4 separate regions of the Homo sapiens genome follow, and all the other regions are linked to region 4. The links are chromatin contacts, found by Hi-C or POLR2A ChIA-PET in ENCODE. All regions are on one chromosome and are shown on one strand. Each heading gives the region's core, a stretch centred on a gene start or an enhancer-like site at or near the end of the contact. The rest is flanking DNA. Distances are from core to core; before and after follow the strand shown.

What was found. Hi-C counts contacts between places; a loop is a spot of excess contacts on that map. ChIA-PET counts read pairs that join two places held with the same protein, here RNA polymerase II (POLR2A). Pooled maps may share reads with other maps.
Region 1: a loop to region 4 is called in a pooled map, with 8 times the contacts of the local background. The contact joins two enhancer-like sites. A Hi-C loop is called at or near these places in 9 of 50 pooled maps. POLR2A ChIA-PET finds 5 or more read pairs at or near these places in 2 of 52 experiments (OCI-LY7 and Panc1).
Region 2: a pooled map shows a loop between it and region 4 (4-fold over the local background). The contact joins two enhancer-like sites. A Hi-C loop is called at or near these places in 6 of 37 single-sample maps with no recorded cell type and 8 of 50 pooled maps.
Region 3: a pooled map shows a loop between it and region 4 (11-fold over the local background). The contact joins two enhancer-like sites. A Hi-C loop is called at or near these places in 9 of 50 pooled maps. POLR2A ChIA-PET finds 5 or more read pairs at or near these places in 4 of 52 experiments (CD8-positive, alpha-beta T cell, OCI-LY7, activated CD4-positive, alpha-beta T cell and 1 more).

The regions. Positions count from the first base shown.
Region 1 is chr3:188,681,347-188,684,483 of GRCh38, forward strand. All of the region lies in intron 7 of LPP (LIM domain containing preferred translocation partner in lipoma), which reads left to right. Among named protein-coding and RNA genes, the nearest start is that of MIR28, 5.9 kb to the right of the region's middle. Within about 2 kb of position 1,870, at least 9 of the 41 ENCODE cell types and tissues checked have a DNase peak (open chromatin) inside an H3K27ac peak, as active enhancers do.
Region 2 is chr3:188,437,922-188,441,228 of GRCh38, forward strand. The region is part of intron 4 of LPP (LIM domain containing preferred translocation partner in lipoma); the gene reads left to right. Among named protein-coding and RNA genes, the nearest start is that of LPP-AS1, 130 kb to the right of the region's middle. Within about 2 kb of position 1,335, at least 9 of the 41 ENCODE cell types and tissues checked have a DNase peak (open chromatin) inside an H3K27ac peak, as active enhancers do.
Region 3 is chr3:188,786,897-188,790,182 of GRCh38, forward strand. The region is part of intron 9 of LPP (LIM domain containing preferred translocation partner in lipoma); the gene reads left to right. Among named protein-coding and RNA genes, the nearest start is that of MIR28, 100 kb to the left of the region's middle. Within about 2 kb of position 1,880, at least 2 of the 41 ENCODE cell types and tissues checked have a DNase peak (open chromatin) inside an H3K27ac peak, as active enhancers do.
Region 4 is chr3:187,917,492-187,920,805 of GRCh38, forward strand. No RefSeq gene overlaps it. Among named protein-coding and RNA genes, the nearest start is that of LINC01991, 57 kb to the right of the region's middle. RefSeq lists an enhancer at 1,767-1,946. Within about 2 kb of position 2,025, at least 7 of the 41 ENCODE cell types and tissues checked have a DNase peak (open chromatin) inside an H3K27ac peak, as active enhancers do.

The DNA of each region.
Region 1 (3,137 bases), core at 620-3,119, 760 kb after region 4:
ATGCACAGTTCTTTGCTCACTCTGCCTGGGACAGTGGCTCAACATCTCCAGTCCCCTTTGAGTTACCTCCAGAAGGTTCAGGAAGAGCCTTTCCCTCCAAAATGTTCATAGCATTTGATCTACCTTCTCTAAGATAAGCAGCTTTTGTCACATTGTACCTAGGGTAAAGATTTGTAATGCCTTAACTCTATGCCATCTGTATGCTTCCTGCGGACAGGATATGCTTCTAATTTATCAGATTCCCTTAAGAAACTACACCATGATGCACTTCTCAAAGTATGCTCTTAACTAATACTTATGGGAGGAAAAAAGGAAGGAGAAGGAAAAGGAGGGAGGAAGGAAATCGTGTAATTGCAGAAAGTTTATGTCTGGGACCCTTGTGTAATAATGTTAAATAATACTTTGACTTTTACGCCATTTTTCTATATACAAAATTCTTTCACATCTATTTTCACCACTATCCTGATATTGTTTGCATGATGTGTAGTATGTATGTTTTTAATGTGTGTGCATATTGTTTGTCTCTCACACATACAGCAGCCCCAACACTGACAAATCCAAATTCTATGAGTACAGGGAGTTTGTTGTGTTCACTGCTGTATCCCCAGCACCTTGAACAGCACCTTTCAAGGAGGAAGAACCTAATTCATGTTTGTTAGAAGAATGAATGACAATATTGTCTTATTTGATCTTCACCATAATCCCGTGAAGTGAATACCGTATTCATACTGTATCCTCGTTTTTTTGCAGATGGCAAAACTGAGGCCTTGAGACCTGCTCAGGTTTGCATAGCTAGTTTTTGGCCATGGCAAGATTTGAATTCAGGTTTTTCTATTTCCTTATTCTCTCCTTTTTGTCTTCTGGGAATTTGCTATATTAATAGCAAAGCAAGAAATGTCACACAAAGAAAAATTGTTTCCAATTTTAAATTCATGATGCATATGCAAGAAATTACTGACTTTTCAATCCAATGGTAACACAGATTGTGTGATTTTTAGGAGGAAGAGCCTTTCTTTTCCATCTCTTGCGTTTATTAGCATATGTGTCAGTGCACACACATCTACACCGTGCAGCTCTCACCTTGTACTTTTCCAGTCTGAATTCGTTTTGTAGGCTGTCCCTGCCCTGACTATCCCAGGTGCCTATCAGGGCTGTGTCTTGGTCAGGCTAAGGCCAAGCAACAGGCACCAGCATTTGTTATGGTTACCTTGGCAAGTGAATGGGGTTTGAGGGAAGCTGGAGAGCAGGCATTTCAGGAGTAGAACTAGGCCAGTCTGTTTTTGTAAAAAGTTGATATTCACCCTAATTGTAGCTCATGTTGGCAAGCGGAGTAAACACCCATGCAAATTACTAAGTTGTACTGAATGTCCAAGGATGTCAATAATCATCTTGAAATCCAAATAAATATATTTTTTACTGAAACGGAAGCCAGGCACCACATGCAGTTTCTCTCTGTCACTGGAGACAGATTTGGCACATATGCATGAGACAGAGAAGGGCAACTCTTCAGGCCCTAATGCACACAGGAAACTAGGGATGTGTATATCATACTTGGCAGCAAAATAGAGGTGGGGCAGCCATCACTTTCTGTTCTCAAGCACCTCTCTTTTTTCCTATATTTTAAAACAGGATGACCACAAAGAAGAATAAGGTATACAGTAGCATAGGATCCTAAATTAAAGCATGAGGGAAAGCTAGCATTAGTTTTTCATCTAAAGTCCATTTGGGTAGGAATGAGTCAGTGCAAAACTGTACAAAGGTGATCTTAAGTCACATGTTATGTTACCGACTCTGTGGCAATGGCTGTGAGTAGTCCAGGAACTCTCCAAGGCCTATTTTTAAATTCACTTAGACCAAGCATAATGAGGTAAAGGGATGTCTATACACATTCTCAAGTTTAGTTCTCTGACCGTGAGTCAGACTGTGGGCCATGGACCTGGGCGTCTCAGTGGTAGCAGGACTCATTTTTTCCCCTTTTCTTTCTCATAAATGACTTAGGAGACACATTGGAGAACCCTATGTGCTCCTTTTACTGGAATTATCTTTTAAGGAAGTACTGATTTCACCTCCTGTACATGGTTTGCTGAGATGGCCTATTGGGGTTTCCCACCAGTCCACAACTGGAAGTTTCTATTTGCACATTTTGACTGCTAGTTCTATATTTAGTCAAAAGCCTGCCTTTTGCCTGGTTTCTTAGGGAAATAGTCTGTAGGAGTTGCTGTGTCCATTTGCCTTGTTCACTTGGGTATTTATTTGACTGTATACCCTGATTATTTCCTAAATTAACAAAAAGGCACAGGGCCCCAAATGAAGGAAGACCCCTTGTAATTTGTTAAAAAATAAGTTTATGAAAATGTGTCGTCAGGAAATCAGAGTTGTGTTGCGGGGTGGGGAGCATGATATACATTTGTGTTTGTATGTTTCTAATTGTCTACAGATTTATGGCCTACTGTAACAAAGCCATTGTAAGTGTACAGTGGGAGGGTCAAGAAACCTTATTCTATGGATTCAAACACATTATGCATACAATTTACACGTAGGCACAAAAATATCCCTTCAAAGACCCTCCAATAAGCTATGGTATAGTTGAGGAAACACTAGACTTGAAGTCGGGAAACCGGAGTGTTGTCATTTTAATCTCAGGCTATATCTTTACATGAACAAGAGAACTTTGTGTTATTTTTCATATTCGAACTCTTTGTGCTGAAGATTCTGCAGTCAAACTGCAAGACACATACGCATTGGCTGATCAGAAATGACATAACCATTCTTACTGCACTGAGTTGATATTCAGTCAATAAACAGTCTAATCTCGGTTAAATGTTTGCATATTTTTAGACTTTTAAAAATTTGAAATCAGCCTCTCAAGTTCCATTAGACAGTTTTATCACGGACACATCAAGTTCCATGTACAACAGGCTGAGAACCATTAAGCTACAAAATTTCTAAAATTTTCTCCAGGTTCTCAGTTGCTAAATTCTCTCTTGAACATTTTTGGGGATAAAAAACTGGCAGAGAAAAAGAAGAAAGTACACCTTTTTACATTATGAAACACCTATGTTCACCTTATCCATGGAGTTATGCCAGTGACCTAATGCCTATTAAGTTCTTCCATGTTCCAAAGGTCTTTCTGTACT
Region 2 (3,307 bases), core at 85-2,584, 520 kb after region 4:
GTGATAGCTTTGCCGAAGCACTTGGGGGCCAAAAGGACATTTGTAACTGGTTAAGTTGGAAGATATTTATTTGTATAAGGTGGGTAGGGACAGGATGGACAGGCTATTTTTCTTGGCCACACTCACTGAATTTAAATAGGCAATGGAGATAAATCAGTTGTGGCCCAACTAGACTGCCTGGATATAATATCCTTTTGGACTGGATCATGTCGTTTCATTGCAGTCAGGATGGCTAAGCATGGTGATGGATCATAACTGACCAAACAGACAGGTTGGTTAGAATGTATGACCAGTCATAGCTGTGTAACTGAGGAACTGATTATATTCCTGTGACTAATGAAAAAGCCCAATCTTAGAGTAGCTGTGGTAATTATAATGAGAATACTAGTAAAACATTTTAAGGTGTTGTGTTCCAGACACTATTCCATGCATTACACACACACACACACACACACACACACACACACACACACACACACAGTCTCATTTAATCCTCATAATATTATGAGGTAGTGCTATTATTAATATCCATTTTCTGGATGAGGAAACTGAGGCCCCAACCAGTGAAATAACTTGCTTTGAGTCCCATATTAAGTAGTACTACCCAGGCAACCTGGCCCCAGAGCTTACTTACACGTGTAGTAACTACACTGTTCTTCCCATTTATGAGGTGATTAAACTATGGAGGCAGGCATGGCATACCTGCAGAACAGGACTAGAATCTCATAGGTTTTTGAACTTATTAGGCAGACCTAAGGTTTTTTACACTTCCTGAGGCTATAGAACAGAACTAATCTCTTAGCCTTAATGTCACTATAACGTAAAAACCACGTGAAGAGAATTACGATGGTGAGCAGAGGATAGGACACTTATTATAGTTGTTACCTCATTTATTTAATTCTTTGTTTCTTAGAGAATAAGATTCTGGTACATAGCAGGTTCCCATTAAATACCTATTGATTTAAAGTTTAAAACAAGGAATAATGGCTAAATGAATCATTGAATGCATATGTCTATTTCTTGGAGGTCTAATCATGTTTTCAAAACTTTGGCTCAACTGTAGTTAGTGCAGAGTATGTATGGTCATTCTGCTAGAGCAAAATCTTAGTATAGGATTAAAGAACTCTGCAAATTGTTAAAACATGCAGGTACACTAGTTTCAAAATGTATTAGTTTGATTTATTATTGTCATTTTCTGATAAAGAAAGGGGAGTAGTCTCCCCTAAAGTTTGGTGATTAAGTCACCAGCCACCTTTTCTATTTTGGTTGTTGTGGTAATTGGTGTTTCCTGGAAATTTTCCCTCTGTTCTATTAATAATGTTAAAGGGGGTTACAGCCGTGACTCACTCCAGGAAGTCAACCATCATTCGCTTCCTCAATCTCACCAACCAGTCCCCATGTACAAAATCAGCGACTTCTGCAAATGAGTTACTTTACAGCTCTCAAGAGAGTTCTAGAAAATACAGCTTTTGTATTTCGCTGTGTGCTTCCTGCCTTGGCAGAGAGTAAAACAAACCTTCATGTTTTGCTCCTTGGTAGTCTCGAGATAATTGACCAGTTAGGTAACTAGTGTAGTCTCACTCAAGAGAAATCCCACTTGCTGTCTAACAAAAGTCCCTTGGCACTCAGATTTGCAAAGTTAAACCTGGGGACAGTTCATGAAGTCCAGTGGAGTCTATACTTCTTTTATACCTGGCTTTATGTTTCTGTATTCATTATTTTGCTCAATGTTTAATTAAGTAATGAATATTTTAACTTGTTCAACATATAACTCCGTATGTCTTAGCACTGCTGTGTAGTAGATACCATCATAGGCACTGAGGATGCAGTACAGACATGGTAGCTGCCCTTGGGAACCTTCTATCCTAGTTATTGTTCACTATATTACCAAGTTAACCACAGGGAAAACAAGTTCAGAGAATACATAGGCTGTGGGCCTGTCCTAAAGGAATCAATCTGTAACCGACATGTCTAAAGTTGTGCAGGATAGGATTATTCCACTTAATTCTGTAATTTGTTTTGTCTGGAATTTATCTCATCTATGCCCCCACCCTCACTCATACACATAAACATGGAGATGGAACTTAACTGTGCATTCTCGTGGTACTTAAATTTTTGTACCTTGGATTATCAAAATTTTTGTTCATGTCCTAGCTTCTCTGCAAGTTCTTTGGTTAAAACCAGTGTGTGACACATCTCTGGATCAGAAATGTCTTCCTTTCTACCTTTCACCTTCCCCAACCTTCCTGGTCTCCTAGCACAGTGCCAGATGAATGACAGCTGTTTAGTATGTTTGGTAAATGCTAACTGTGTGTGATCTTAGAAAAGTTAGTGAACTTTGCTGATTTTCAGTGTCCTCTTTCGTAAAAAAGAGAATAATAACCATTTCTACTTCCTAGGTTGTTGTCAAGGTTAAGTATTATATTTAAAGTTTTTTTTTAGTAGTGACTAGCACTTAGTAAGCACTTACTGAATGTTATCATTAATAAATGATCTTACAAAGCAGTAGCATTTCCTTCTAGGATTTTTTTGTAGTCCTTCATGATTGATAGAGAAGAGACATGCAGTCTAGGATTTCACATCAGCTTTTTAAATATAGGAAACCAGATGTAAATATGCTGCTTCGGTTATTTACATCTGACATTCTTGCATGCTTGCTGACAAAACATTAAGTAAAAATTATGCTACTCTTTCCCTTAGATGTCAATTCATGGTCACATTAAAGTCACAAGATTTTTCCTGAAACTTACTGCTGGTACCAATTTTACCATAGGTTATCTTAATTAGTATCATCACACAGTGGTGCAGTTTGACCTTTGGGGTTTGATTCCAGTCCTTTGTTTATTCTGACTGTGAATGGAGGAGTCAGGCAGAATGACCTTTACATATCTTTACCTCCTTCTCCCATCTTCTGCTGGCATAGAAAACTTTGCATAAAGAAAGGCAACAGAGCAACTGCAAAATTGCTGGGATTAAAAAGAAAATTGTATGATAATGAGAAATCCAGTGTACTCTCTCTCCCTTAATATGTGTGTGTGTGTGTGTGTGTGCGCCTGTATACATCAGATATATGGATTGATGCAGTGTACTCTCTCTCCCTTAATATGTGTGTGTGTGTGTGTGTGCGTGCCTGTATACATCAGATATATGGATTGATTTCTTTTTGTTTATAAAAAATATTCACTTTTCAAAATGTATTTATACTATGCTATCATTGAATTCTTACATATCAACCCTTTGTGGTTGACACTGCAGAGATGATGAGCTCCATTTTATAAAGATGGGGCAGTTTTATCTCAACAACTAG
Region 3 (3,286 bases), core at 630-3,129, 870 kb after region 4:
ATTAGTGTTTGTCAGGAGTTAGGGATGGGAGACAAGAAGTCAGGGATTAGGAATTGGGGGTTTGGGGTAGCTGTGGTTATAAAAGGACAATAGAAGGGATCATTGTGGTGATGGAACTGCTCTGTATCTTTGCCATGGTGGCAGATACATTAATCTATACAGGCAGTGCAATTACATAAATCAAATACACACACACCTGCATGAACTTACACATATATACAGACAAGTGGAGAAATCTGAATAAGATTGATAGACTGTATCAATCTCATATTCTGGCTGTAATATTGTACCATAGTTTTACAAGGTATTATTGTTGGGGGAAACTGGATAAAGGGTACTTAGATCTCTACGTTATTTCTTTCAACTTCATATGAATCTACAATTATAAGAAAATTTAAAGTTTAATTTATAGAAAAGGCAATTTTAGATTTGAAATAAAATTCCTACATTAACTGAAAAATTAATTAAATATAAATTTAAAATCAAAATTAAAAACCCTTTGACAACTTTAGATCTCTCTCTCTTACACACACACGCACACACACACATACATCTAAGCTTTATTGTCTTTGCTCTACTAACAGTTCAGCTCCCTGTAATTCAGTTTCTATCCCCACCTCTCCACTTACACCACACTTCTGAACATCACCAGTGACCTCTTTGATGTTTAATACACTTAAGACTCTTCAGTCCTTATCATTCTTGAGCTCTTGCAGCATTTAAAGATGTTGACTCTATCTTTGTTTCATTTGACTTCTATAGCACCGTACACTCTGGGTTTTCTTCCTATCGCTGTACACAACTTTCTACCGTTTTTAATAGATTTCCTCTCTTCATTCCTTAAATTCTCCATTTTTCTTGAGTTCTGCCCTAATCTCCCTTCTTGTCTCAATCTGTACTCCTGAGTTATTTCATCTGCTTCCGTGAGTACAAATATCATCTGTGTGCTGAGAACTCTCTGGCCAAAATCTGCAGCTGGATCTCTCTGTAAGCTCCAGATATGTATCTATCATTTTAGCCTGCAGTCTTCATAGATTGGCCCATAGGCCCACAAATGCAACAGTTTCAGACAGAACCCAAGGTGTTCCCTTTTAAACCTGCTCCTCTCTGTGTTCCTTTTCCATGAATGGCATTACCTTGTTGCTCCAACCAAAGGCACAGGAGCTGGCCTGTATCCTTCCTCTTCCTTCAGTATCCCCTCTTATCCACTTATTAACCAATTTCTGACATAATACTTTGGCTTCCTTTATATCTTCTTTCATTTATGAGACAAGTTCCTTCAGTGTTTTCTAGTGACTTTTCATTACTTGGAAGAGACAGTTCATACTCCTCACACTACCATGTAAAGAGCTCATAGCCACATGCACACACATGCACATCCACTTGTGCACACATACCTAAACACACACCCAAAACAGAGAGATTGTCTCATGCCTGTGGCTGGGTAAACACTTGTCCTTGATGGAATGTGTAGCTTTCCCATCTCCATCCCAATCACCTAGCCAAAAACTCTCCTCCTTCAGGCCTCCATTTAGACATCACTTTTCCCTCAAGTATGTGTGATTCTTGTGCCTTATCCTCCCCATCATCCTGTAATAGCATCCTCTGCTTTTCCTCATCATAGCATTTAGAAGACTGTATTTAAATTACCTATTTGACACATACCTCAGTAGCTATACATTTTCCCTAAGGGGAGGGTTGATGTCTTGTTTCTCATTGCATCCTGCAGTAAGCACCGAGTAAGTGTTTCTTGACTCTGGGGCTGTACTGAGTTGAAGAAGGATGACATCACTGACTACAGAACCCTTTGTATAAGCATCAAAGGGGTAGCAGTGGGGTAAATGATCACATCCTGGCTAAATGGTTCCGATTCCTACAACCCTGCAGCACGCCCCCCCGGCTCTAAACCTTTTAGTCATTTCCTGTGAATCTTGCCAGCACTCATTTCATTTTTTGTTTTTTCCATTTTCTTCATCTTTCCCACATAGTATAGACCAGAATGAATCAAGGTCTAACTTATGCTGACTGTCCGTGTTGCATCATCAGTCTTTGGGGCCCCTTCTCAGTTTCTGTGGCTGCTCTTGTGCCTGCTGACTCCATCCCTGTAGACCTTGCTGTTCCTCCCAGTCTGTGGCCACTAACCTCAGTTATTTTTACTGAATGTGTTACCTCATCCATAGTGAGTCTTTTGTTGTTGTTGGGTTTTTTTTTTAGCAACAATGTATTTTTTAATTAAGGTATGTACATTGTTATTTTAGACATAATGCTATTGCACACTTAATAGACTACCATATAGTGTAAACATAACCTTTACTGCACTGGGAAACCAAAAAAATAAGTGTGACACACTTTATTCAATAGTCACTTTATTGCAATGTTCTGGAACCCTTTTTGTTGTTGTTGTTGTTGAACGGTTATTATAACATGTCTGATTTAGAGGAAAGTACACTGAACTGAAAATCAGGAAAGCTGGGCCCAGGGGGCTGGCCTTGAGCAGCTGACTAAGCCTGTACATTTAATTCAAAAAGAGCTACTCAGGTTATTCCCTTAATCGGTCTTATACTTTATGACAGTAAGCACTTACCTCGTTCTGTCACATGGTGTGGCCAGATTATGCATGTACTATGATTCAAAACATTCACGTAAATAAATCTTCCTAACATACAAGAATTATGTGTCTGTGGTGCTTTCCAGCTTTTGATGTGCTTGCAAACCCATTTTCTCATTTAATCCTCACAAAGTTGGAAACCAGCTCACTTACTTATTCATGTTTACAGGAATAATCAACATTGATGCCAATAATTTTGATTATATATTTTAAAAATCTCATGAAATTGGTTTTAAAAGAATCATTTATTAGACAAAAAGAGTGAACCTATCAACAGGCAATTCACAGAAGAGAAAATAAAAATAACAAATGAACCAATGAAATGATGTTCAAATTATTTAAAGAAATACAGTTTAAAATATTATTTTTTCATTCTCAGACCAGCCGGCATTTATAAGTTCAATGCTTGGTATTGGCAAAAGTATGGGAAGCATGTACTCACATGGGCTTGTGATAGGAGTACAAATTAATACAACCTTTTCGAAACAAAATTTAGCACTATCTTTCAAAATTTTAGGTGTGCACTATTTTTGACCCTGCAACTCGATTTCAGACAGTAGGCGTATTTGCATAAAGGCACAGTGGTATTCTGTTTCAGAATACACATTGCAACATTTTTATGATAGAATAAAAGGACTAGTAAAATAAAGTACAGCAACTGCATGCAATAATAACATG
Region 4 (3,314 bases), core at 775-3,274:
TTTTTCTTTCTCTCTCTCTCTCTGTTTTTTTGTTTTCGTTTTTTTTTTTTTTTTTTTTTTTTTTTTTTTTTTTTTTTAAGGCAGCCTGCTCCTTATATTAATCATCTTGCTGTTTGTTTAGTTCTGGGAAGGCAAGCACTGATTCACAAAGGAAAATCTCGCCTAGTGGTCAGATTGAATAGTATCTTTGCTACATTTCGGTTTGAAGATACCACCCAATTTATTTTTGATATTTCTTATATAAGGTTGCACATGATACATTTCTTGTGGAGTTTAGGGCTAGAAAGGGCTGGGTCCCCCTTGATCCATAGCTATTCTTCCTTTACTAGAGGAAGAGGGCTGTGAAATGCAATGCATGTTCCTTTCTTGTCTAAGCTGCTGGGAAGCTCAAAATCACATCATATGCTTGATTAAAATTATTCTTATTCTGTGTTTTTTTCTTCGAGCTGTCCTTTCATGACAAGGTCTTAATCTTTCATCTGTGTTTTAATGATCCTGTAATTTCTGTGACTAACAGTATATGTTACTTCAAATCCTTTTTTAAAGTAAGTGGCATGCAAATAAATCAATAATGCGGACAACTATGTTTTATAAAAACTTTGCAGATAAGAAAATCGGAAAGATTAAACCTTATTCTATGATGAAGTCTGAAATTTCATTTCTAACACAAATTAATCATTAATATTTAAAAGCTTATACATAGTAATAGCTATGAACCTTTGCATATCCCTTACCATTTATAAGGCAAACGCTTTCACATATGTGATCTCATTTTGTAATTAGCATTCACACTTTACAGATGAGGAAAGTGAGGCTTAGTGAGATTAAGTTAGTAAACTCAGATCTTCTGACCCTAGGCCAAGTCTCGAGTTGTTCTCCCCACCCCGCCCCCAACATCACTTTGCCTCTCATTGTCTTCTCATTTAAATCAGCATTCTTCTCACTACCTCTAGACAAACGCTTTGTTTTTTTAATGTGTCCATCAGAATTAAGCAAAAAAGCCATTTCAAGTGTTTATTTCTCTTACTGGGAGGGTATGCAAAAAGTTTGGAAACCACTGATTTAAGGTCTAAAGGGTCAAGCTTGAAGCTTGGAGTGGTCACTTCTAGAAGATCTGAACTCCCTGTCATCCTGGGGTTCCCTGTGTCAGTTTAATGGGGCAGGGGGAGACATCCAGTCTCTAACATACTTTTCTTTTCTAAATAAATGTAATGCCTAAGTGACACACAGATACCTGTAATACCTGTTGACACCAAATCAACAGATTGCTGGGAGAGTCAAGGAGAAGAAAGTTTCGTTACTCCCTAGGGCTTGTTGGTGAGAAAACACATGTGAGTCTTTAAATTGAAAGTGTCAGAGACGTGTTGTTCCACCAAGGGAGGAGTGGGGGGCAGTTGGCCAGCTTACTTTAACACGACTCTGAAGATAAGTGCTTGGTAAGCACTGTATTTGTATTTTTGCTTTTTGCCACTTCAGGCAACCTACCTACTGCCAATTACAAGTTGAAAAGCTTTGGAGATAGTTTGTATAGAAGGTCCTCTGCCTACAGAAACTTCTGGGAGGCTGAGTACCCTAAAAGAGATGTGCATCCGATGAGGTTGTGTCTGATTCTCCTCCAGGTTTGGACAGACCCAATTCTAGTTTCCCATTAGGGCCCAGATCCTGCCCACAGTCTGGGGGCTAGAGAGGCTAATCTCAAAGGGCTAGAAATGAGTCAGTTTCCACGCTCAACATCAGGCGTGTGGCTTCCTGAAGCACAGACGAGGAAGCGTTGAATTTCAAAGAGCAAATTTTTTTTTTCTTTGCATACCATATCCGGAACTGAAACCACCAATTCATTTCACTTAAGATTTTGCACTATACTCAGATCATCAATAACATCCCAGAGATAAGATACCAAGATTTTCTCAATGCAGACATTCTGTCTTCCTCTCTTTCTGTCTTTTGGTGATGACTGTTATTGAATTCTTCTTCTTTTTCTTCTTCTTTTTGAGTCCTAACAACACAAAATTCGGAAGCCTTTGTTTTTTTCATAGGTGTCTGTGAGTACTAGAAGTCAAATGTCCAAAAATCTGCTGAGACTTTCACCTTGCTCATAACTTTCTGCTTTCCCTTGCTAGTCAGGTGTGTGTAAGATCACAGATCCAGCATTCCACTCAAGGGGGTAACTAGATTTGCTGAGGGCTCGCTGAGGTAACCAGTCACCTCACTAAACAGTGAAAGTGGTTGAAAGATGGAGTCTGTGGCAGATTCATGCAAACTACCCTCACAATGAGAAAAGCAATGGAAAATACTCACATCCTCCTGATGCTGCTGTAACATCAATATGTTAGGAGGAAGGAAGATTCCTACATATCACAGTGCAATTTATAAACCACTTTCACATTCGTTCTGTCTTGATTCTTACCGGAACTTTTGAGATCAGCCACACAAGCATTATTCTTCCCATTTTAGAGATGGGGGCACACAACACTAACAAAAGTAGAAAGATGGACCTAAGCAGTGACAGTGACAGAGCCAGAGGCCTCCGATTAGACCCCAGCTTTATTGATTCTAAGTCCAGTATTCTTGTAACTGCTGTCTAACCTTATGTATAATATAATATTACATCATAATCCATGACCTAATGTTACACAGTCATTTGTTGACATTTTAAAATTTCAAGTTCTTGCAGGTCAGAGTTAATGGTTGTTGGTCATTACTTTGGTATAACCCTTGCAGGCCTCTGCTTAGTTTATTCAAAAAGTGGGGGAATGGCATTAAATTCTGTGTTGCTTTCAGTTCTAACATTTTGTGAGTCTATGTGTCATCCTTGGAATTGCCCAAAAGTGTTACCACAGTGTTCACCACGGAGCATCAGTTCCCAGGATGACAGTAGTTTTAGGTAAAAATTGACACCACCATCAAATAAGTTTTTAAAAAGAAGGATTGGCCAGGTGCGGTGGGTCATGCCTGTAATCCCAGCACTTTGGGAGGCAGAGGCAGGTGGATCACGAGGTCAAGAAATCGAGAGCATCCTGGCCAACATGGTGAAACCCCCGTCTCTACTAAAAATACAAAAAAATTAGCTGGGTGTGGTGGGGCACACCTATAGTCCCAGCTACTCGGGAGGCTGAGGCATGAGAATTGCTTGAACCTGGGAAGCGGAGGTTGCAGTTAGCCAAGATCATGCCACTGCACTCCAGCCTGGTGACAGAGCGAGACTCCGTCTCAAAAAAAAAAAAAAAAAAAAAAGCAGGATTATTCCAAATGAAACAGGTTGCTTTGCTACAGCCCTTCTCAGAGCCTTTGAATGTAAATCTACAGGGAGGAAA